Linked DNA regions of Homo sapiens: region 2 is linked to region 1. A link is a loop called in an ENCODE intact Hi-C map of the cell type or tissue named here. Cell type or tissue: gastrocnemius medialis. All regions are shown on one strand. Links, peaks and the distances in the headings refer to the core of each region. The heading gives the core; the rest is flanking DNA. Region 1 overlaps RPH3A (rabphilin 3A). Region 2 has its middle 39 kb from the start of MIR1302-1.

Region 1 (5,376 bases), core at 63-5,062:
TCCTTCCGTAGGAATTTGGAATTTAGACTAAGAAGAGCTATAAAAACTGGGAGACTCTAGCTAGCGTGGCTATATTTTCTAATATATGGGATGAGAAGTAGGCCTTTTATGAGGCTAGGCTGTGTTCTTGTCCTCAGATCCCTGGAGATATCTCTGAACCCTTATATCAAATTTCTCTTTCTACATAATGGGATAAAGATAGCCACCAATAATGCCTTCCTCCTCTGCATGCACATGCCATTTATCACATAAGGAGATAGGATCTATTTCCTGTCCTCAATAGAAAGTGATGGAAATGATACCCTGCCAGTTCCAGACCCAGCTGTTAAGAGACCAGGCAACACCTATCTTTGCTCCCTTGGGATCCAACTGCCATGTAAAGGAGCTCAGGCCAGACTAATGAATAAGGAAGGATGAAATGCAAAGAGAGGGGCTACCTGAAGAGCACCAAGGTACAGACGGGGGAGTAAAGCTTTCTTGCACCTTCCAGCCCAGCCCAACCACTGACTGAATGCAGCTGAGTGAGCAAACCTAGCCCACGTCCCCTGAAGCAGAAAACCTGCCCAGCAGAGCTCTGTCTGAATCCTTAACCCATAAAATCATGAAAATAATACACTGTTTTGCTCTAAGCCACGAAGTTTTGGGTGGTTTGTTATATTGCAATAGATGACCGAAACAACCTAGCTGGAATTAGTTTCCTTTCTTGTGAGCAAAGTGTCCTAACTAATATAGAAAATCTGTAGCAGTCGGGCATGCAAAATAAATTCTGAAATCCCACTTGGCACTTATATAAGAAATGTGGGGGCAAAATGAGGTTGGTTAATGAGTTTCTCTTCTGGCCATCCTCTCTCCCTCCTGGGAAGCTGAAGAGAACAGAGCTGGGTTGTGAACTGAGTGGTGAGTGAAGATTTAGATTCCTCCTGGCAGAAGCCCATGAGCTCCATGGAATGAAGCTGCTCTGGGTTGCTGCGCATGGCCTGGGGCTCCCTGGGACAGCTAACCCTTGCAAAACTGCCCCAGGGAGGCAATGCTTCCTGGTAAGCCTGAGGGCATTTCTCTCCTGGAACTCTCAGAACCACAGCAGCATGCAGACTAGCTCTGGCAGCTTTGGAAGGTAAAGACAGGTTAATAAGAGCTGAAAATAATAATTGGGCCAGCACAGAAAGGGTTTCAACTTCCAGCTCTCAAAATGTCCCCTCCAAACCTGAGTAATTAAAATTTCCATGTTCTACAGAGCCTAGGAATTTGCAACACATCTTCAGGAAAAACATCTCAGACATTTAAGAGCATAGTTCCGAGAGTCAGCCAATAGGGATGTGTACCTTGCCTGCATACGACCTTGGGCAAATGACCTAAACTCTCTAAGCTTCGGTTTCCTCACCTGCAAAATGGGGATAATAATAGCTTACTTGACAAGGTTGAGAGGAGCAGTTAATGAGTTAAGCACATACCTAGTAAGTGCTTAATAAATTGCATCCATCATGATGATTATTTATCATGTTTATCAACAGTGATTTCATAACTCTCCCAGATAGCTTTCACTCAGATAACAGAAAAGAACATTCAGCATCATGGGGCTGATGTCTGGACCCAGTAAGGGACACAGCTACATTGGCGATTTCAACATAGAAGGAGCTCATTTACTCTGAGAGGTACAGCCAGCAATAGGGTGTGAGGCCCCTCACCAGACACCCCCAAAATACTGTAGATTCTGAGCAGGAAGAATCTTGAGAAAGAGACTGAGTCATTTGATGGGTGGGGAACTGAGGTCCCAAGAGCTCACTAACTGAGATCCTCATGTTCTGCAGTGGGAGCCCCAGTTAGCACCCCCATTTTCAGTTTGGCTCCATGTCTGATGTTTCACTTGGCTTTCATCTGACTCTTCTCTGATCCCCTCCCAGGGAAGTGTGGGTGGAACAGGAATCAGGGCAGGTTTGAGTTTATAAGACACAAATAGCATTGGGTTTGCCTCTGGCGATGCTACCAGCAAGGGCTGGCTGCAGGAAGGGCGCTGTGGAACAACCACAGCCAGAATCTTCCGGGACTGTCCTCCCCACTCTGGGAAGCCAGGCAGAAAACACATTGTCTCAGCAAAGGGACATTCTGTCACCAAAGACTTGGCCCAAGCTCCCCTGGAAGCCTCTCAAATCTCCTTCAGGGGAAGCCAGGGGCTGCTAGAATTTCAGGACTTGCCAAACAGGAGTCTCAGGGCAGACTTCTAGAACAAAGGCTTCAGCTAGTGTCAAAAATCAGCTTTCTCATTAAAAAAAAAACACCTCACCATTAAATAATTGCCATTATTTATTAAGCATGTACTTTGTACAACTCACCACGATAATCCTTTGCATGCTAATTAAATACTCACTCAGATGTATGTGATAATGTTATCCCCATTTTGCAGATGAGGAAACTGAGGCACAGGGAGGTAAAGTGGCTTATCTAAGGGCATGCAGTGGGTAAGTGGCAGAACTGGAATTTGGACCCAGATCTCCCTGACTGTGCAACCCCAGCTCTTAACCACAATGCTCTGCCACCATGTCACCAGGTTGGTAGGGAGAATACAGCAGGGCATTGAAGGTAAAACAGGGACCTCATTTACCCTGTTCTAGATCATTTAAGCTGGGATCTGCTCAGTCCACAAGGACCTCCCCTGACCCCCAGAGGCAGCCCAGTGGCCATGTTGATACAACTGGGCTTGGCACGCCTGGCTGCAGTTGACTGGACAAGGAATAGTATCTGACATAAGCCAGTCAGAGTACTTTCCCTGGGAATTTGGACCCTGGATAAGACTATAAACTCCCAAGCCTCTTGGCCACAGGCAATGTAGAAAGAAGTTGGGAGATAGCCTCATCTTCCATGTTCATTCATTCACTCAACAAATATTTTGCTGTGCACCTATTATGTACCAGGCTTTGGGAATATGGCAGTGAACAAAACCGGCAAAAATACCTACCCTTAGGAATCTTAATCTAATGGGGAGAGACGTACAATACTTAAAGAAAATATGTAAAATATAAAATGTGATAGCTGGTGGTAAGTGCCATGCAAGAAAAAGGTTGAACAGAGTTCTTGCTTTCACCGTTTACCTTTAACATACATATCTTTCCTTCCCTCATGACTGAGGCCCATCGTTGTATAAAGATACACACACATACACACACATGCACACACACACACACACACACACACACTGCCAGTCTGGAGAACTTCCCACTCCTGAAATATCTTTTAAAAAGCAAAGCAAAATAAAAACCTAACTCCATAAGCAAGCCTCTCAGACCTATCCCCTCCGTGACCACCCGAGGAGGCTGACAGAGGGCCAAGTGTGAAGCTGACACATCCTGTGGCAGATGTTTGTCACTTGTCAACAACACCCCCTATTTCCCTAGCCTGCCCTGAGTGCAATTATCTGCAGAGGCTCAAATCAAAGGCATCCACTTCCTGCATCCCCAGAGCATCATTTTCCATCCAAGAACCTCGTTAACCCCCAGCTGAGTGTCTGGGTAGGGAATCAGTGGGCATCTCAGTGCCCAAATCCGCTGTAAGCAGTTGGCAATGGCTTCCCCTGGCAGAAGGGCTTGGGTAGGGGCATAGGGTGGAGGTGGTATCCCAGCAACCTGCCTTCCCATTTCCTGTTTGATATTCGGGTCTAGGAAGACCACTCCAGTGGCCTCTCTGTATCCCGGCAGCCAGTCTCCATTTATACCAAGAGTCCTCCAAACACATACCCTCACTCCCTTCTCTCAGTCACTCCTCCCACCCTGATGATGCCCCACATTTTCCCCAGTCCCCCAGCTCCAGCCCACACCCATGCCACTCCTTGCTCTCCAGTACTGTCCCTGCTCATTGATTTTGTCACTCTCTTCCACTCTTCACACATCCTTCTTATAAGCCTTGCTTCTCTCCCAAACATGTTTTCATTATCCCCACCCTCTGAGCCCCACTTTCCCCTCCTTCCTACCATTTATTAAACACATAGTGTCACCAGAGCCTGGGTCAGGAACTGTGCATGTGTCATCCCAACACTTACAAGAGTCTTATAGGATAATTACTGTTATTTCCCCCATTCTGCCAGTAAGCAAACTGGGGCTCAGAGAGGTCAAGCAACATGCCCAAGATCCACAGCAGGCAAGTGGGGAGCTGGCATGGGACCCCGGGTTCTTGGAGTCTGGACCCATCAGGTTAACCTCTGCTTCCTCACTCACATGCTGCCTGACTGTTATAGGACTGGTTTCTCCGATTGTCTTAAGTAACTAATTTCAAACATGCTCTCTCTTTTACACACTCTTTTTTACCTACTCTCTGTCCTCCTAACCTTGCCCTCAGCTGTACCTTCTGACACCTACATGGCTCTCATCTCCAGAACACATCCCTATGCAGCTGTGATTAGCTGAGACACCTGATGCTCACACCCACCCCGCTTCTTGCAGCCTCCAATGACATCTCCTCTTTCCCTATCACAAGACCCCTCCCCCTGCCCCTTCTTCAATGCACCCCCAGCCAAGAACCTCCTCACTCGCAGCCCAATCTCTCCTCTAGTCCCTTTTCTCTTCTCCTAGCTCTCCCAACTCATGCAACAAAGATCCCACGTCTGCCAGTGGGGAAGGGGGTGGGGCGGGGAGGTGGCCCCGTAAGTCACAAATGGCAAAGCCCAGAGGCAGCCCAGCACACCCCGTTTGAGGCCAAAGCCCTGCTCCAGCCCAGCACACCCTCCTGCCACAGCAGCTCTGGGGTGAATGGGAAGCGTTAAGCCTCACCCGATTCGCTCCTGCTCCATCTCTTCCATTTTCTCAGCTCGAGCAATCACCCTGTTGATGATTTCTTTCTCCTCATCAGTCAGCTCTTCCTGCTTCCTCTGCCTGTCAGGCTGACCACCGGGGTGGACGGACCAGCCTGCCTGGAGCCTGAAAGGAAATTTGGGAAGGTGTGAGGGTGGGCAGAAAATAGTAGTTCAAATTCCTGCCGGGAAACTCACTGTCTGGGAAACTGTGGACAAAAGGATCATCTCTCTCAGAGCTTCAATCTGCTCCTCTCTGCAATGGGACACACATACTTCCCTCTTAGGCTTCTAATGAGTTTATTTTGCTATGTGCTTAGTACACAGTAGACACTCCATGACATTTTCAGCAAGCTCATGGAAACCTGGAGGGTAAAGATATTTCAAAAAAGATTCCAGAACAGTAGACTTCTACAACTGGAGTGGAAATGATTCAGGACAGGAAGTCTGAAGTCCTGGGTCCCAGGTTGACCACAGCATCTGCCTGGCAGAGAGATGGCTTTTGGGGGCCACATAGCTTTTTAAAATAAGTTTAAACTGGTTGCCAACTAGGTCTCCAAAAATCTCTTGAATTCACATAAATGTCTAGAATTCCAGCC
Region 2 (5,376 bases), core at 132-5,131, 120 kb after region 1:
GTCTGGTCCACAGTCCTCAATCTCATCCACTATGTCTGTATATTCATCCCTTAGCATAATATCTATTAACAACTCACTTTATAAAGAAGTAGCTTTTGTTTGTTTTTTTTTTATTTTGTTTTTTTTTTTTTTGAGACAGGGTCTCATTCTGTCACCCAGGTAGGAGTGCAGTAGCACAATCTCGGCTCACTGCAACCTCCACCTCCCAGGCTCAAGCCATCCTTCCACCTCAGCCTCCTGAGTAGCTAGGATCTCAAGTGTGCACCACCATGCCCAGATAATTTTTGTATTTTTTGTAGAGACTCGGTCTCACTATATTGCCCAGGCTGGTCTTGAACTCCTGGGCTCAAGTGATCCTCCCATCTTGGCCTCCCAAAGTGCTGGGATTACAGGCATGAGCCACTGTGCCCGGCCAGAAGTACTTTTCTTTAAGTAGCCTAAATTTACATATGTTGAGCCTCAAGAGAGATTCCCCCACTATGTCCACCTATCCATGTCTGCCTGCCATTGGTTACCCTCAAATTGCAAGCCTTTCTGAAAGAGAGAGCCCCAGAGTGAGAAAAATAACAACAACAACAGTAGCTGACATATATTAAGCACCTAGTATGCGTCAGCCCTATTCTGACAGCTTTAAATCTTTAAGGCATTTAATATGCACAGTCCCATGAGGTGGTCACTGTTCTTATCCCAAGGGTCGTTAATTGCCCTTGGCTTTATGAAATAGCACATTTCTAGACAGCTGCAGTGCTCACACTCCGTGTCTCATTTCTCCATGTGTTCACCAAATATTTATGCAGCACTTACTATGTGCCAGGCCAATGCAAGATGCTGAAGAAGACAAAGTCCCAGCCTGAAGGAGCTTTTGGTCCAGTGAGGGGACAGTCAGAAGGCAAATAAGTACAACACAGTGAGACAAGATCCCCTGGACAAGGTGTCAGGTAAACAATGAAGAAGCTGCTAAACACTGGCTAAGCAATGGTTCTCAAACAGAGGTGGTTTTGTCCCTCAGGGACATTGGGCAATGTCTGGAGGCAGTTTCAGTTGTCACAACTGGTGGGGGTAGTGCCACTAGAATCTCGTGCATAGAGGTCAGGGGTAGTACACAACATCTTACAATGCCCAGGAAAGCTCCCACAACCAAGAAGTGTCCAAAACGTGGTAAGGTTGAGAAACCCCACTGTAAATGAGTCAAAGTCAAGACAAATTTGAGCTGGGCTTTTAAGGATGTGTAGGGGTTTAGAAGAGGGGGAAAAGCATTCCAGGCAGAGGGAACAGCCTATGCAAAGTCAAGAAGAAAGTAAAGGGCAAGGCACGTTTAGAGAACATGTCTCAGGATGTCCTCCCAGGGAACAATGGGAACAATGTTCTCTCAAATGGGAATCGTGTAGCATGAGTAATAAAGTAGGGTAGGAATAGATCCCAGTGGGTCCATGGAGCAGCCTAAATTTCATCCTCTAAGCAATGAGGAGCCACTTAAGGTATTTGAGCAGAGTGGACAATGAGCAGGTCAGAACTGAAGAAAGGCTTGGGGGGAGGTGGGGAAGACCAAGGTCAGGACACCATGAAGCCAGGCTGCTCCACACCATCTCTGTCCCAGCGTCTAGTGAACCCTAAATTCTGGGTGCCTAACTCTGGCAGGCTCAAGTGCAAAGTGTCATTCTCCATCCCAGGCTCTGCCAGGCACAGATTCAAAAAACAATTAGCCTCCGCTGACATGGCAGTAACGAAGGCATGTCCTCCCTCCGAAATCTTAACTCCAGCAGGCAAGAGCACAGCAGGTTTCCAAACCTCTGCCCTGGGGCATTTCTAGACATTTTTATCTGGAAGAGGCTTTTTTCTGCTAGGTTTAATGAGGGAGGTAAGAAGACTACCTAATTTGAGTTCTTAGAGGCTCACACACTCAAAATTAAGTTTCTAAGCTTCTCTCCCCAACATCTCTCCATGCCTTTTCCTTTTGTTTCTATTGACTTCCCTGCAAAGTGCTTTAGGGTCCCAGTGGAATTTACAAGCCTTACAGCTTCCCAGAGTTTAACCTCCCAGTGAATCCGGCCATTGGCCATTTTTGCTGTCAGCCAGGATAATCGATACTAAGCTCTTAAATTGTGTTTCTTCCTTGGGCGATTTTCCCGAGGCTGTTATCTCTGCTCTGTGACACCCAGGACTGCAAATGGCAGTCAGAGAAGAGTTTCGGTTTGGGAGCTTGTGTCAGAGGTGTTCGAACCAGAGTGACTCCATCTTGAATAGGGGCTGGGTAAAATAAGGTTGAGACCTACTAAGCTGCACTCCCAGGAGGTTAGGCATTCTGAGTCACAGGATGAGATAGGAGGTCAACACAAGATACAGGTCACGAAGTCCTTGCTGATAAAACAGCATACAGTAAAGAAGCCAGCTAAAACCACCAAAACCAAGATGGTGACGAAAGGGACTTCTGGTTGTCCTCACTGTTCATTATACACTAATTATAATGGATTAGCATACTAAGAGACACTCCCACCAGTGTCATGACAGTTTACAGATGCCATGGCAAAGTCAGAAAGATACCCTATATGGTCTAAAAAGGAGAGGAACCCTCAGTTCTGGGAATTCCTCACCCTTTTCCCAGAAAACTCACGAATAATCCACCCCTTGTTTAGCATATGATCAAGAAATAAATATCCTGAGTCCAGCAGCCCAAGCTGCTGCTCTGCCTATGGAGTAGCCATTCTTTACTCCTTTACTTTCTTAATAAACTTGCTTTCGCTTTATGGACTCACCCTTAATTCTTTCTTAAGCAAGATCCAAGAACCCTCTCTTGGGGTCTGGATTAGGACCCCTTTCTGGTAACACTTGGACTGATATTCGCCATGTACAGTCACACGTCACGTAATGATGGGAATATGTTCTGAGAAATGTGCTCTCAGGCAATTTGGTCATTGTGTGAACATCATAGAGTGTATTCACACAAACCTAGAGGTATAGCTGACTACACACTTAGGTTATAGGGTAGAGCCTATTGCTTTTAGGCTATAAACCTGCACAGCATGTTATTGTCCTGAACACTGTAGGCAATTGTAACACAATGGTAAGCATTTGTGTATCTAAACATATCTAAGCATAGCAAAGGTACACTAAAAATATGGTAGTACAATCTTATGGGACCACCATCATATATGAGGTCCATCTTTGACCAAAACATCATTATGCAGCTCATGACTGTACTTGGGCAAGTGACTTCCCCCTTTGGACCTCGTTTTTTTCATCTGTATAATGAGAATAATAAGATATCTAATTCAAAGAGCTGTGTAGAGGCCACAGATGTAAATTCCTTAGTACAGTGGTTGGCACTTAATAAACATTCAATAGATTAACATAGTAATAATACTATTGTTACCAGAGCCACCTAAAGCTGCATGACCTTTTACACTCTCCTATTCTTTGCTAGAAATTATGAAACCACATGAGGAAAAGGTAGAAGGAAAGGAAAAGTCATCCAGATCCTTCTCTGCATCTGCCATGCCCACTCTGTGCTGGGTTCTTGTTTGCACATCCGCTTGTCTTTAATCCTCACTTGGCAGCCTCAGAGAAGTGCTGCTTCTATCTTCCTTTAAGAAAGAATTTCCTTCCATTGCAAGGAGAACCTTCGGGATCTGCTGCAGCATTTGAACCAAGACACCTTCTCTTCAGGTAGCCCCAGTCAATGACTGGGCATGGCAGGGGTACTAAGGCCTCGTCACTTCTGACCAATTCGAGGCTTCTTCATTGGGCTGTCTTTTGATGGGAGCTCCCTGTTGGGTGGGCCAACACTTCAAGCCTGCATCACAAGCTGAAGGCTTCCCCTGCACACTCCTGCTTCAACCCCTTTATCTTTCACAGGCATTAACCCCCAGTAAGCCTCTTGCACCCCTAACTATGTGTCTGCTTCCAAGAAGGCCTAACACACCTCACAACCAACTCTTAATGCTGTATGTGTGTGTGATGCTGGTGTATGTGTGTGCAGATATGTGCGTGCCAGTATGGGTGTATATGCACAGGAATGTGTGTGGGTATTTGTGTGAAAGTATTTGTTCAGATGTGTGTATATGCAGGTATGTGTGCAGGTGTGTGTGTACGGGTGTGTGTGCAAATCTGTGCAGGTGTGTTTGGAGCTTGTTTCCTTGTCTGTAGCACAGGCTCATGCTTGAAACTTGCAGAGCATGAGGTTCTTATCTCAAACATGAGACACATGAGTGCCAGGGGAGGTGACCCAGAGCCTAGCACAGTGCCCAGCTCATTACAGGAGCAGCTTGATGCATATTTGTGAAATGAATGACTAAATTGATAACTGTAATGCAATATTCAAATCAGACAGTGGTCTGCATCTTACAGAAGAGAAAAACATTCCCAAAGTCCAATTACCTTTTAATCCTCTTAATGACAGCAATAGCCAACATCTACTGAGGGTTTTGATGGTTACAGTTACACACTCTAGATCCACCTTCAAGGAAGAGCAAACTATGTCAACTGCAGAGCCACCTTACCCAAAGCCACACACCTCCCAGGGTGGCCCATACTCAACAAATGCTGAGTATACAGGCCTGACCATATTGAACCAACTCAGGACACCTCTCGAGGGCCATTCTAGCTCCAGGGCTCTGTGGGGTCAGCTGAAGCAATGACTGGACCCTCACTGCAGCTCAATGTTTCCCACTACCTTATTCTGCTCCCTTCCTCTCCTTCCCACTAGGGTGGATCCCAAGAGCTCTCTTTATTAAACATCCTGCACGTTCATCTCCCCACAAAGCCATTTCTTGGGGAACCTAGCGTGCGTTAATGAGGGTGCCCAGAGCATTCACATGTATGGACTCATCAAATTCTCACTACAACCCCAGAAAGTAGGAATTATTAATCCCATGTTACGGGTAAGAAATACAAGGCCCAAAAGATCACATGGCTAGCAAATGGAGAGCGGGGATGCCAGCCCAAGTGTGTTGGACTTCAAAGCCTGAGATTCTAAATCTTTGGAAATGAGCGTGTTCATCCTCCACCTCCAAACTGAGTCTCTAAAGTGAGTCCAGCTCTCAGAAGTAGCCAAGGTAATAGAGAGTGGCCTGACACCCCAGAACCCAGCTTTTCCCTTGGGCATCATTCTGAGAAGCCTCCACAGGACCCACCACGAACCAAGGACACCAGTCAGAGAACACTGAAGTTCATGCCTCCAGAAACGCTTGTTTGCGATTAGATCATCAGAAAGGTCATTTTGAAAGAAGTCATTGCTGAGCTGATAATGAGTTTAAAAGGATGTTTAATCAAACATAGTTATCTGATCGAAGCTGGAACTTGAGAAATGAGCCCGAGGCTTCCCAGCCCACTGAAAGCCTGTCAAAAGAATCAAGAAAACACACAAATTATGTAGCTTCT

The links. Hi-C counts contacts between places; a loop is a spot of excess contacts. Peaks named below come from ENCODE experiments on the same cell type or tissue, not always from the same donor. Only the 100,000 strongest peaks of a DNase experiment are listed, where the experiment ranks them.
Region 2: a loop joins it to region 1, with 2.3 times the contacts of the local background. A loop is called at or near these places in 1 of 110 quality-filtered maps.

The regions. Positions count from the first base shown.
Region 1 is chr12:112,847,224-112,852,599 of GRCh38, reverse strand. It overlaps RPH3A (rabphilin 3A), which reads right to left. Exons shown (of 22, transcript NM_001143854.2): 5 at 4,758-4,904. Among named protein-coding and RNA genes, the nearest start is that of OAS1, 57 kb to the left of the region's middle. In gastrocnemius medialis, for the core only: no CTCF peak of the experiment used is centred there; a DNase peak (open chromatin) is centred at 2,083; H3K27me3 peaks cover 335 bases.
Region 2 is chr12:112,731,911-112,737,286 of GRCh38, reverse strand. It overlaps a transcript of RPH3A not described here. Among named protein-coding and RNA genes, the nearest start is that of MIR1302-1, 39 kb to the right of the region's middle. In gastrocnemius medialis, for the core only: no CTCF peak of the experiment used is centred there; no DNase peak of the experiment used is centred there.